Linked DNA regions of Homo sapiens: regions 1 and 3 are each linked to region 2. A link is a contact called in ENCODE Hi-C or POLR2A ChIA-PET data. All regions are on one chromosome and are shown on one strand. Each heading gives the region's core, a stretch centred on a gene start or an enhancer-like site at or near the end of the contact. The rest is flanking DNA. Distances are from core to core; before and after follow the strand shown. Region 1 holds the start of ELAC2 (elaC ribonuclease Z 2). Region 2 holds the start of MAP2K3 (mitogen-activated protein kinase kinase 3). Region 3 overlaps KSR1 (kinase suppressor of ras 1).

Region 1 (4,367 bases), core at 1,394-3,893, 8.3 Mb after region 2:
ATGATACAGCAGAGGACCAGATAGACAAATCCCAGGCTCATGAAATTTACATTCCAGTATAACCTCAGATTGAAGAAGTACTAGCTATTGTCTTCATATACCAGGAATAAAAATATGACCCAAAGCATAAGTGCAGAAAGTACACTGGGCCCTAGAAACAACCTAAATAGCATCCAGCCCTCAGAATTTTATATAAGTCGATGACCAAAAGTGATTCCTCCTATAATTTTGAGATAAGTAGTTTGAGATTACCCAACAGATAGATATGCACATAGGGCACCAATAAAATAGAGGAACCAATGTATTTTTGTTTGTGAAATTTGATATATTTTTTAAAAGGATCAAAGCAGTCATCACAGGAAAAAAATCAGTATTTTATTTATTGCACTACACTTTTTAAAAGTAGTTTTAATGAATTAATTTTCTTTTTCTTTTTTTTTTTTTTTTTTTTTTGTAGAGAGTGTCTCACTCTGTCAGCCAGGCTGGAGTAAAGTGGTATGATCATAGCTCACTGCAGCCTCAAACCCCTGGGTTCATGTGATCCTCCTGTCTCAGCCTTCAGAGTAGCTGGGACAACAGGTGTGTGCCACCATGTCCAGCTAATTTTTACTTATTTTTAAATTTTTTAGTATTTTTTGGTAGAGATGAGGTCTCGCTTTGTTGCCAGAGCTGGTTTGTTTGTTTGTTTTTGAGATGGAATCTCCCTCTGTCACCCAGGCTGGAGTGCAATGGTGTGATCTTGGCTCACTGCAACCTCTGTCTCTGGGGTTCAAGTGATTCTCCTGCCTCAACCTCCCCAGTAGCTGGGATTACAGGCCCATGCAACCACTCCCGGCTAATTTTTGTGTTTTTAGTAGAGACGGGGTTTCATCATGTTGGCCAGGCTGGTCTCGAACTCCTGACCTCAGGTGATCCACCTGCCTCGGCCTCCCAAAGTGCTGGGATTACAGGCATAAGCCACCATGCCTGGCCACAGAGCAGGTTTTGAACTACTAGCCTGAAGCTATTCTCCCGCCTTGGCCTCCCAAAGTGCTGGGATTACAGATATGTGCCACGGTGCCCAGGCTTTAAGCAACTTTTAAAAACTATCATTTTTATTTCAAATACTTATGGAGATGGTGGTATGATAATCTTTTCAGTTTGTAACGCCCTCTAACTGTGTAAAGTAGATCTGAAGTGTTTTCCTGACCCTCACTGGGATGGTTATTTCAAGTACAAAACGTTTTCACACCGTGGGTGATAATCTTCCATAAAAAATTTCATATTTGAATGAAAACAGCTCAAGAAATACACTAATGAGCAAAAATATATGGGGAAAGAGGAACGTGTAGTTTTGACTTAACTGAAGAAACCAAGAGGAAACTGGTCTCCATATGAAAATGTGATCCTGGAAAGTCAGGTGTCAAGATTTTCGAGTAGGAATCTACATGACTTGAATCTCCCTTACTTCCTGAATAAAAGTGACATCTTTCAGTATTTATTTAAAAAAATCATATGTCAGTGGAGCTTCCAGGTAAATTATCTTTAAAAAATCATATTTGAGTGGAGCTTCCAGGTAAATTATCTTCCTCTTTTAAGGGAGCTCCCTGTATTTCTAGCGGCTTTAACTGATATCCCTTTCAGTGAGAAATCCTCATTAGCTACATAAGAGGGGACTGGGTGTTTTTTTCAAAAAGCTGGTATTGGGACATCTACCTCTGTGATGTCCCTGGTCAGCTATATTGTCTAGGAGTTGAAACATTTTGTATTAATTTTCTATCATTTACTGGGTGCCTCTTCTGTGACAGTGCCACTCAAAGGTCTATTGATATATTATCAGGTGACTGAATTCTATATTCTGAAGTAGGAGATACTGTTATTGCTGTTATTACATTTTACACATAAGAAAGCTGAGGCTCTGAGAGGTCAAGATCACGCAGCTAACAAATGAGCCAAGACTCTTGCTTTAGAGCTTGTCCTCTATTCTTGCTTTTCTTTCCAAAAAACACTACAATTTTTGTTTTGTTTTGTTTTGTTTTGAGACAGGGTCTCGAGGTGTCACCCAGGCTGGAGTGCAGTGGCGCGATTTCGACTCACCGCAACCTCCGCCTCCGCGCTTAAGCGATTCTCCTGCCTCAGCCTCCCAAGTAGCTGGGACTACAAGCTCGGGACACCACGTAAAAATGATCAAGTTCTAACATGTATGCATACGAATTACAATGGAAATAAAATTAGCAAAGCGCTTATGCTAATGCTCAATACAATTGATTTCCTCACATTTAATCCTCACAACCACTACAACCACCTCTAACTCAAGCTCTGAGGGACTGACGTGCCCGGAGGACACAGCTCTTATCTGGTGAGAACAGGAGCGTTTTAGCGAAACTCCAAACTCCTAGGTCCCGCCTTCCCCAGGAAGGCTTTTCCTGGCACTGTGCTTCCGGAAGTCCCGCCCCAGGAGAAAAACAGCTTCCGGAAAAAATTGCGGCCGGCAAACCGGAACAGAACTAGGGGCGGGGCCGCTTGAGACGCTCTAGTATTCCTCTACTCTATGGCCACTGTCAATTGACAAGTCCCGAGCGGTAAAGCTCCTTTCTATTGGATGAGCAGCCTCGCGTAGGCGGGAAGCTCGGTGCACGGCGCGCTGATTGGCTGGATCCGCCATGCGGAGCGGCTAGGTGGTGCACGGGAAACGCGGGCGTAGGTGACCGGCGGCTTTCTCAGTTTTGGTGGAGACGGGCGCATGTGGGCGCTTTGCTCGCTGCTGCGGTCCGCGGCCGGACGCACCATGTCGCAGGGACGCACCATATCGCAGGCACCCGCCCGCCGCGAGCGGCCGCGCAAGGACCCGCTGCGGCACCTGCGCACGCGAGAGAAGCGCGGACCGTCGGGGTGCTCCGGCGGCCCAAACACCGTGTACCTGCAGGTGGTGGCAGCGGGTAGCCGGGACTCGGGCGCCGCGCTCTACGTCTTCTCCGAGTTCAACCGGTCAGTCAACGAGCCACGCCCCGTCCCGCTGGGCCCTCAGTGCGGCGCAGCCTCTGAGCATCGGGGCACCTCCCAGGGCTTCGGCTTCCCTGCTTCACACATGTGGTTCACTGTTGCGGGGGTTCGTGGAGTTATGGTGGGTGGGAAATCCGAGATTCTTTGCATCCATGTGATTTCTGCGGATCTGTGAAGAACTTCAGGCCTGGGTCTGAGCGTCCTTTTCCCAACCCTTGGGCCCCGGCCTGGCTGTCAGCACTTTCGGAGCTCCACCCTCTTCCGTGCACCCCAAGGCCAGTGTGTCGTTGTTAGCGTGTGGGGTGGACAGATCTGGTGTGTAGCCGGTGGTGGAGAAAGGACTCATTTTGTCCTAGCACCCACACACACAGGCCCCCACTCCTCTCCACCTCTGCTAAGGAGGGCTCAAAACCCACCAGCATAAATGTGGCTCGGTAGTCCAACGTGGACTTTTAATTTTTTTTTCTTTTTTTTTTTTCCAGAGTCTACAATAAAACATCTAATTGGTGTCAGAGAGTTTACAGAATAAAACCTTCTGAATGTCTTGTGTAATGTTTGTCTTGTAGGTATCTCTTCAACTGTGGAGAAGGCGTTCAGAGACTCATGCAGGAGCACAAGTGAGTCAGTCTCTTGCTTTCGGAGGGGGAGTTGATTACGGGGCTTGAAAGCCGAAATGAGAGGCCAGTTGTTTTTTATAGCAAAAGTGGTCCTTGTTCTGTTCATGTTATCCTGTTTAAATGTTTTTTCATTCTTAGGTTAAAGGTTGCTCGCCTGGACAACATATTCCTGACACGAATGCACTGGTCTAATGTTGGGGGCTTAAGTGGTGAGTATATTCTTTGCAGTGTCAGAGGCTGGTGGGAAGTCTCTGGGATTTTAACCGGCTTTACCATTTTTCCAAGTCTGGGGTGGGCAGCTACTTTTTTTTTTTTTTTTTTTTTTGTCAGTGGCGTGATCTTGGCTCACTGCAACCTTTGCCTTCTGGGCTCAGGTGATCCCCTCACCTCAGCCTCCCAAATAGCTGGGACCACACGTGTGCCCCATCACACCTGGCTAATTTTTTTTGTATGTTTTGTAGCGACGGGGTTTTGCTATGTTGCCCAGGCTGGTCTCAAACTTCTGCGATCCTCCTGTCTCGGCCTCCCAGAGTGCTGGGATTACAGGCATGAGCCACCGCACCTGGCCTGGAATTCTTTTTATACCAGCCCAGTCAGCAGCAGCACAGAGCATTAAAAGCTGTGACTCAGGAGAACAGATTTTAATATGGATACCACCTCTTAAGTGTTACCATCCACTTAGTTTCTTGCGTTGCGGGGACAGAGATTTGTGGCAGTAAACTGGAGAGTCTAGCAGTGGTGATTACAGTTAATATGTTTACCGCAGAC
Region 2 (4,399 bases), core at 1,757-4,256:
AAGGACAAATGTGGCTTGCACACATGCCCCCACCCACTGGCCCCAGCGCCAGCCACTTGGCCTCTAACCCCAGCCAGAGATGGCCATGTGGGCAAGGAGGCCAGGGGAAAACCAGCAGAGCTGTGGGCCTGAGGGCCTCACACACTCATAGAAAACTCCCCAGGCCCATGGCATGGAAACAGTGCAGGGCACCTGCTGCCAGGCAGGAAGCTCAAAGGTAAAGCTCCAGTAAGGTCAAGCGCCAGCCACTCCCTGCTTTGTTCAAATTCCTTTGAGAAGGTGGAGAAGGGATCAGTGCTGGGAGGCCCAGTGCCCAGGATGGGGTGGGCACAGAGTGAGGCTCTCCACCTATGGGGGCAGTCCGGCCACTCCTCCATCCAAGCTGAGTTCTGCATCTGTCAAATGAGTGGGATTTTGCAGCGAGAATGCAACAGGCCCAGTGTAAAGCGCTGTGCACAGGAGAGGCATCACCTCTGCCTCAGTCTGTCCTCTAGGTCTGACGTGGCCATGAGGACAGGCCCACTGCACATGCTCTGAGCAAGGCCAGGGGTGGGGGCACCCCACCAGCTCAGCTCAGGCATCCAGCATGGGAGGGGCACATAGGGGAGCACGGGGAAGGCCACTGTGGAAACACAGTCCTAGGGGGAACCCTAGCTCCGCCTGTCACAGCTGTGTGGCCTCAGGCAAGGCACTTAACGCCTCAGTTTCCTTATCAGTAAATGGGGCTATGAGGAATAAATGAGAAAATGCATGGCACATGGAAAAAAAGAAGGAGCTCATAGGGTTTTTGGTGAAGGGCATTGTGGCTCTGCCACCACATCCTTCCCCAGACCCCAAAGAGACTACAGAGTCCCTGGGCCTGAGGGAGGTCCCTGACCCTCCATCCAGCCCCCTCAACCTCATCTAGGACCTGGGTCCACATCTAGAAGTTCATTTTGGCCCTCTCACAGCATTCTCACTGCATCTATGACCCCTCTCCTTTCACAACTCTGCAACTGGAACTTTTATTTTGATGAGGCATTCTCTGCCTGGAGAGCTAAAAAGCCTCCAAAACAAACAGTGCTTCCTACCCTTCCCCGAGCTCTCCAGAGTGGAGAAGTGTCTGATTTCCTGGTTCCCAAGCTCCACGAGGTCTGTGCAGTGCAAGTCCCTCCCCAGACACCTCCCCCGTCGAGTGCCTCCCGAGTTACTCACAGTGGTTGGGCAATGGTCAGGGATCCGGCCTCCCACTTATGTAAGGCATAATTATCCAGCCCACCCGGCTCCAGCCACCATAGCAGCCAGCAGCAGGGGCCAGGAAGAGCCCATGCCCTCCCCAGGCCCACATAGGGCTCCCATTGGCCTGCACCCTCCAGAACAGAAGAGCGGCTGACCCCTGATGAAGTGCCCACTAGGTGCCCGCTGCTAGGTGCTTCCTCCTGCTCACTCTGAGGCTGCACTTCCAGCAGTGGAGGCCTTTCCAGCAAGAAGAATGGAAACAATAGCGAGATGTGTGCAGCCAGTGTACCCTGGTGAGCACCGGCTCTGCGCCAGGTGCTACGCTGAGAGAACGCCTCAGAGCTCTTTACTATTCACCACCCCACACCACACTCCCACGTCCACAGAAGCAGGTGCGATTACTTCCAATTTACAGAAAAGGAAACTGAGGCCCAGAGACACCAGGGAGCTTGCTGGGGTGAAGCAGCTGCAGGTTCAGAAAGCCAGGAGGCAGCCCATTCATTACGGCTATGTCCGGTTTGGAAATCTCTCGCACAACCCAGCCTACTGAAACTCCGACGCACCAAAAACATCCTTTCCTCTTCCTGAAAAAAAAAAAATTCCCCTTTTGCCCTCCGAGTTTCATCCTTCCCCCTCCGCATGACAAATCCTGCTGCTGCCACCTCACAAAAATTTCCAGGAAGGCCAGCTACTTGGAGAAGAGCAAATCCCTTGCACAGCCAGCACCCTGGCCTGGCGGCTGGCCCAGATCCCAGGCAGCCAGGACAAGAATAAGATGGGGTGAGAACCCCCAGTGCAGGGAGAAGCTTGCAACTCAAGACAGAGAGAGGCCGGTAGAGAGGGGGCTGTACCTTAGGGAGGGGTGGGAGGACAAGGAAGGTTCCTGGGAGCCCAGGGCTGCAGGACAGGGTGCAGGCCAGCCAGGGAAGGGGCAACATAGGGCCTATAAGGATAAGAAGAGCTGGGGGAGAGAAGGACGGGGAGTTCCGAGCTGGGGTGTAGCCAGAGCACCCGCATAGGGGGTACAGTGAGGTCCGCAACAACAGGAGCACTCTGGGGCCCAGATGGAGACTCAAGTTAAATCCCAACCTGGATACAGCCCTGGGACCCGAAGCTAGAAATGGGACTGGGTGCTGCCCAAGGACCCAGGTGAAGGCCAGTGTGAATCTCACCTGGGTCCCGCTGAGGGAGAAGACTGGGAGAGTTCATGTCCAGGCTGCAGCCATAAGGCCCAAATGAGGTCAGAATGAGGCTCCTGACTTGGATGGGGTGAGCAGAACAAAGTCCTAGTCTGGGTCCAGCCTGGGTGATCTCGGGCCTGAGTGCAGTCCCAAGGCCTAACGTGGGGGTCCAGGTGAGGGCCCAGGCGGGGGCTGGTCCCGGGACCCCGAACAGGAAGGGGTTCCGGGACCGGACGCCGCTGCCAGGTCGAGAACAGGATGGGGTGGGACCAAAGAAAGGTCGGGGTTTGCAGCCCGGCCCCAGATTAGGCGCGGGGTCAGGCCGAGGTCCCGGCCGGGAGCGCCTACCTTTGGACTGGGGCATGCTGGCGGGCTGGCTCGAGGCGGGCGACTCCATGCTGCAAGTGGGTCCTGGACGGCGGTGGAGACTAATCTAGAGGACTGCGGGCTCCACCGGGGCCGAGCACGCTCATGGCTGCGGGCAGACGGCCCAGGCCAGGCGGAGGAGCAGCGGCGGCGGCGGCGGCGGCGGCGGCGACTGCGGCGAGGACTGCGGCGGCGACTGCAGCAAGGACGAGTCCGCGACGGGCGGCGCCGGAGACAGACTGGGCAGCGCCGGGGAGACCCCGGCCGAACTGCGCTGACTCAGGCCCCGCCCCTGCGTGCCCGATTGGTCCTTTCGTTTCCAAGGCCCGTCCTCTGCCTATCAGACGCCGGCCTGTCCCTGCCTGTCAAGCACACGCCCCACCCTCCTTAGGCCCAGGATCCGGGCCCCTCCCGCTCTCTGTCAAGTCCGCCAGCCGCCCGAAAAACCCAGGTCCGGTCAGGCTCCGCCCCCTGGACTAAAGCCGCGCCCCTCGCGCTGCCCGTCAACATGCAAGCCCCACCCACTCCCGGGACCCACTGAGCCCGCTGCTCCCTGCAGGCGCCCAGGCCCAGCCCGGCACCCCCAGACCCGCAGCCCCGGCGGGTGCGATGCGCGGGCGCGTTCTCCTGGGTGCGTCGTCTGGAAAAAACCCGAGATCCCTAAAGGTGGCACGGCTGGGCCTGCCGAAGTGGGCGGGGGTTAAAAGTGCGCTGCTGGGCTGCCTCCTGGCTCTCTGAACCTGCAGCTGCCTCACCCTAGCAAGCTCCCTAGTGTCTCTGGGCCTCAGTTTCCTTTTCTGTAAATTGGACCCGGGTTCGGATCCGAGTCGGCAGCTTTGTAGCGGAACTAGCCTTGGTCAGGTGGTGACACCTGAGCCTCAGTCTACGCATCTGTGAGCGGGCGGCGGTGACAGCTATCTCCCGGCGCTGCTCGCTAACACGCACTGAGGGCCTGGCGCCAGCAAACGTCGCCCGCGCCCGCGCTCCAGGCGCCCGGCCAGGGCGCGGGGTCGGTGGTGAGCTCAGCGATGCCCGGTGACGAGGCAGCACGAGGAGTTTTCGTGGCTGGTTACTGCTGCCCCTGTTCTACACAGGGGGAAACCGTGTCTCAGAGGGAGTGAGGCGGCATGCGGTGCATTTTATCCCGCGAGCCCCGAGGCCCCATCCTGGCTCTCTCCTGGACCTTCGTTCTCTCCTCTCCTCCTAGGATCTCAGTCTGCCCATCTGCATAATGGCTGGATGGGCCAGTCCTCCCTCTGCTCCCACACGGAACCTCGGGGGATTTCAGGAACCGCTGACCAATCTGGCGCTGGGAACAGATGACTCTGGATGTAAAGCCAGGGCTAGTGAAGGCAGAATGTACCAGGCAAAGGTCAAGGGGTCAGCCCCTGGCCTCCAGGCAGACATGTGTACCCTGTCAGGGACCTCACGTGAGGGAAGCAGATTCCACCACCTGCTAGAAAGGCTTGAGGCCGGGCCTGACCTCTGCTTGCCCAGGTGTAAAGTGGGGGTGATGCAGGGCCCCATGCACAGAGTGGGGAGCCACAGGAGATAAGAGGGAAGCCTTGCAGCCATCACCATTCTCTTCCTGCGTCTCCTGTTCACCCTTCCCAGGCAGTGGGATGGAAAATCAT
Region 3 (4,653 bases), core at 118-2,617, 6.3 Mb before region 2:
AGAAGGCAGATGTGGCCACAGCACGGCTGTGTTCAGGAGGCCACATTCCTTCCACTGAACTCGAGCCCAGCCCAAACTCACAGCTGTCCCAGGAGACGTCCTCTCCTGTGCCCAGGTCCCTGCCTCCCTCTCCACAAAGCAAATAGGGGCTCACAGTAGGGAGCTGGGCTTGAACTGGAACCTTCAGGATTGGCTTCTTCTCACGTATGCATTGGTAAGCCTGGGATTGAAAGCTTGTTTAGAAAGAAGGTACAGTGGTGGGTGTGGAGGAATAGAGGTCAAAGGGGAGAAAGAGATGAGAGGGGTTCAAGAAAGGGCAATAAGCATTTATTACACATGTCCTGCGTGCCAGGCACTGTCAGATGAACCACAGAGGTCAGCACATGCAATCCTCCTAACAGCCTGAGATGGGAGATAAGGCTGAGAGAGGGCGGGTAACTTGCTCAAGGCCACACAGAACAAGGCCATCTCAACCCACCACCAGCCAGCCCTTGTGTCCACTGCCTTGCATTATGAAGTGAGCCCTTTTTCCCAGGGCAGCGTTTATTTGCCACCACTGGCATCACAGGTCACATATGACTTTCCAGACCCCACACCGCTCTATCCCTGGGCCCAGCTAGGGTGAGCTCTGGCAGTGGGGTTTAAAGCAGCTGCAGGAGGCTCCTCCAAGGAGGTCTCTCCATGTTCCCTTTTAATCCCACTTAGCCTCCACTCCAGTCCTTTGGAGGAGGCTGGCACTTTTCAACTCTGCCTGGGACCAGATATCTAGCTTCCAGCTGCACCCGCTGTCACCACAGCCACCACTTTCTCTCCAGGCCAGCCCACCCTCCTGGAAAGCTTGTCCTGTGGCTGCCTCCTTGCTCTCCCTATCAGCGTGGAAAGGCCCCATTCCTCCTTCTATAAATCCAGAGGTATAATACATAGTGTGAGAATAGGCAAACTTTTTCTGAAAGCCACACAGAGTCTCTTCAGCTTTGTGGGCCACATGGTCTCTGTCGAAACTGCTCCACTCTGCTGCTGTGGCACCACCAGAGCCACAGACAACACGTACACAAATGGGTGTGGCTGTGCTCCCATAAAATTTAACTATGGATACTGAAACAAATTTCATGTAACTTTTACGGGTCACGAAATATTCTGTTGTTTTTAATTCCTCCCGCCAGTTCAAAATGTAAAAACCATTCTTAGTTCACAAGGCTCTACAAAAAATAGTGCTGGGCTAGATTTGGCCCAAGGGCCAGAGTTTGGCAACCCCCAAACACATAGCAATGCTGTTGGGCTCCACCTGCTGGTGGCCCTGGGCCTGGCTCCTCCTCCTTTCCCACCTCCCCACCTAACCCCCAGCACACAGTCAGCAGGACAGGCTTGCGGGCACACCCACATCTTGTCACCTTTCTCTGCATCATCAACACACATTTCTAAAACCAGGCTCCTGTGTGAAAATGGCCGGATGTGTCCTGCATTAGAGAAACACACACAGCTACTCCAGCTTTGGGCACTGGTGTGTCCCCCAATTACTCCCAAAATGTAGAGAGGAGATGGGAAGGCTTCTACAGAGTGGGTTTCCCTACTCCCAGGATGTTTTGTAACATTTTACAAAATGCGTGATTGTAAAATTTTAATTCTTTTTAAAAAAAGAAACAGTATTATCCACAAGATCCCACACTAGAACTTGAGTCAAAATGAATACATTAAATTTTTTAAATGTTTAAAGAACATTCAAAAGGAAAAGTGGGTCAGGATGGAACGTGGGAGGGTGAGCCACAGCCAAAAAGCTGCGTTAACCTTGGGTGACACTTGACTTCTAGGGGACTGGCAAATGAGAAAGTCCCGCCCTGCACAAAATAGGGCTATGTGCAGGGGCTAAAGCTGAGGGCCTGGGATCAGAGGCCCTTTCAGGGATGGCAGCTGGCTGAGGATGGGGCTACAGAGGAGGGTAGGGACAGGACGTGCCCCTCAACAGGGACACTATTCCTCTACGGAAGGCAGAGCCCTGACAGCAGGCCTCAGCTGGGACTGTTGCCGGCAAACTGGGATGCGGTAATCCTATGAGGAGGGTGCAGGGTGCTAGGTGTGGCTAGAGATGTAACTCCCCATGGGGGACCCCAGCTCTCCTGGGGGTCAAGGCACTGACAGAACTAAACAGGGGTTCCTGGGTGTGGCCATGTCCCCGGCATCTTTACTGCTCCCCCTCCCCATTCTCCCCTGCTCGGACACACCATTGAAAAAGAGAATGGTCAGACGAGTCCCCTCCTCCTCCACATGCACAGGGCAAGAGCTCGGAATTCAGCCAGTGAGGGCCCTGGTGCCAGAGGGCGTCCAGACTATCAAATAGGCCTCGGGCACCAGCCTTGGAGTCTGGTGGGTCCCTTGTGGGGCCAGAAGCCAAATCACAGATGCCGTCCACCAGAGGGACATGTCCCAGTGTTTAGCACGTGAGGTCTGTCCTTTGGGGTGGTCTGTCCATTCAGATGGGAGATGAGCCAGGCCACAGCAAGTGAGCCCAGAGCTGGAGACAGAAGAACCAGGCTCCTCCGCCTAGGAACAAGAGCTGTCGGGTTTTGGAGCTGCCCCATGGGGGTCCAACTAGGAGACAGGTGTCTCAGGAGCTCCTGCTCCCCTCAGGCAGCCCCTCTGTGGTTTTCCAGAAACCTTGAAAACAACTTCTGCCCCACAGCAGTAACAGGCATCAAAGCTATGGGACCTCAACAGAGACCCTGAGCAGATGGCCGAGGAGAAGCTGGGGAGACCAATGCCACAGCTACCAGGCTCTAGGGGCACGAAAGGGGCCAATGGATCTTCAAGGGGATGGGAAGAAACCCCTTCTCTGCCGAGATCAAAGGCAGGCTCCAAAGGGAACTTAGGGACAATCTAGTCAGCACTCATTTCACAGAGGAGAAAACCTGCCTGGGTCACCCCAAACAATGGTGCCAGGACCAGGATCCAGGTGTCCAGACACACTTGCCAGTAACCAACGCCAGGATATACCATGCCCCCGGGAGGGCGAGCCAGTTTCCAGCACGCATTCCCTGCCCAAGTGCAAAGGTTTCATTCCTTCCAGGTTTTCTGCACTAGTCCAAGAAGGGAGCCAAGGTCAAGATGTCCCTGAGGTCTGCCCTGAGAATCACCTCCCTCTGCCTAAGGGACGCCAAGTCACATGAGTGCCTTGTGGGCCCAGAGCCCTGTGCAATCCAGAAGCAATGCGGCTCTGGGCTCGTGGCCTCACCTGAAGCCTAGCCAGGTCCTAGGCCTCAGTGGCTTAGAAGGTGGCAGATGGGCGGAACTCCTCAAGTCCATGTTCTTGCCCACTCCTACCCACTACAACTTTTTTTAAAAAAGAGACGAGGTTTCACTATGTCAGTCTGGCTGGTCTCAAACTCCTGGCTTCAAGCAATCCTCCTGCCTCGGCCTCCCAAATTGCTGGGATTACAGATGTGAGCCCCACCCCCATTTTGGTGACAATGCACTTTTCTTCTTTTTGAAAAGAAGAAACAGATCCCACGTCACCAGCGACACCCTAACGCCCAGGTCCTGAGACCCACTCAGGGCCATGGCACATGGATTCTTACACAGCTTCTTGAAGTATTTTCCCTTTTCACAATCAGTCTAATCATAAAAATAACAACTATTGGTATTATCACCACCGTGTAAGTAGCCTAGGCACAACTGCTTGGTAGCTAAGGAACTGAGCTTCATAGAGATTAAGTTACACACCTTAAGACACTGCAAGCCCTGAGTAACAGGGCCTGGATTTGGACCTTGGTCTGTGTGACCCCAAAGTCAGCACTCACAGTCTCTATAACCATCGGCCTCCCTGGCCTGGTCAACCAGAAGCATGGAGAGGTAGAGCTGGATCAGCCTATACAGCTCCACGTTCTTAAGCTCCCTGTAAAAAAGCAGCATGCTCAGAACAAGTGTGTGTCCTACTCAAAAGCAGGAAATGACCAAACACTATTCACTAGAAGGATGGGGAGGATCTATTTCAGGAAGATTCTAACTGATCCCCAGTGACTTTATCACACAGAAGACAGCGAATGAAGTCATGAAACAAGCACCTTCTGCCCCAACATGCGATTTCTCCACACGTGTTCTACAGCCAGGTAGCAAAGCAGGGACTCAGAGTCTAGCAAACAGACTCAACTCCAGGGAGCTGTGGAATGGCCTCCTGCGCCCAGACCCCCGTGCCTACCTCATAATCCTCCAGCCCAGGTGGGCTCACGCCTCGGGCTTCTCTTGGCATCCCCAGAGGTGGGGGCCCTGTGCCCCTGGACACCTTGGCTGTCACCCAGCTCCACAGGCGATTCATGACAAGGGGGCCTGAGCCCAGGGTCCCCGGCAGCCCTGGCCCCCAGTGCAGTGTCCCAGGGAAGAAGGAGGCAGGGAGAGGGGTTTCTGTTTTCATGACTGTAGTGAACAGTCACTGCAGCCAAAAATAGTTTGTGCCTGGGAGCTGGGGAGTCAGCACATACTTCCCGGGGCAGGTGCTGGGTGGGAGATGTGCAGGCTCCAGCAGGCCCTGCAGCAGGGGCTGGGGACCAGGCACCCAGGATGTCCAGGATGCAAGGCCACCAAGAGGTTTTCCCTGCCTTGCCACCTCCCTCCAAAAGGTAGGACCTGAGTCAATAAGAACACGGTCATCTCCCTCCTTCCAGT

Evidence for each region. Hi-C counts contacts between places; a loop is a spot of excess contacts on that map. ChIA-PET counts read pairs that join two places held with the same protein, here RNA polymerase II (POLR2A). Pooled maps may share reads with other maps.
Region 1: a pooled map shows a loop between it and region 2 (15-fold over the local background). The contact joins the promoter of ELAC2 here to the promoter of MAP2K3 in region 2. A Hi-C loop is called at or near these places in 7 of 50 pooled maps. POLR2A ChIA-PET finds 5 or more read pairs at or near these places in 2 of 52 experiments (AG04450 and endothelial cell of umbilical vein).
Region 3: a map of gastrocnemius medialis shows a loop between it and region 2 (7-fold over the local background). The contact joins the enhancer-like site here to the promoter of MAP2K3 in region 2. A Hi-C loop is called at or near these places in 2 of 168 maps with a recorded cell type or tissue (endothelial cell of umbilical vein and gastrocnemius medialis).

What each region holds. Positions count from the first base shown.
Region 1 is chr17:13,016,303-13,020,669 of GRCh38, reverse strand. ELAC2 (elaC ribonuclease Z 2) reads left to right here and starts at 2,643. Exons shown (of 24, transcript NM_018127.7): 1 at 2,643-2,967; 2 at 3,549-3,599; 3 at 3,738-3,808. The coding sequence starts at 2,723. RefSeq lists a silencer at 2,526-2,605 and enhancers at 3,126-3,185, 3,206-3,315, 2,827-3,327.
Region 2 is chr17:21,283,318-21,287,716 of GRCh38, reverse strand. MAP2K3 (mitogen-activated protein kinase kinase 3) reads right to left here and starts at 3,006. Exons shown (of 12, transcript NM_145109.3): 1 at 2,748-3,006. The coding sequence starts at 2,796. RefSeq lists enhancers at 1-86, 1-157, 1,298-1,357, 3,434-3,934 and a silencer at 3,018-3,547.
Region 3 is chr17:27,566,110-27,570,762 of GRCh38, reverse strand. The region is part of intron 2 of KSR1 (kinase suppressor of ras 1); the gene reads right to left. Among named protein-coding and RNA genes, the nearest start is that of LGALS9, 63 kb to the left of the region's middle. RefSeq lists enhancers at 208-968, 2,722-3,674. Within about 2 kb of position 1,367, at least 10 of the 41 ENCODE cell types and tissues checked have a DNase peak (open chromatin) inside an H3K27ac peak, as active enhancers do; they include gastrocnemius medialis, where a contact is called at or near this core.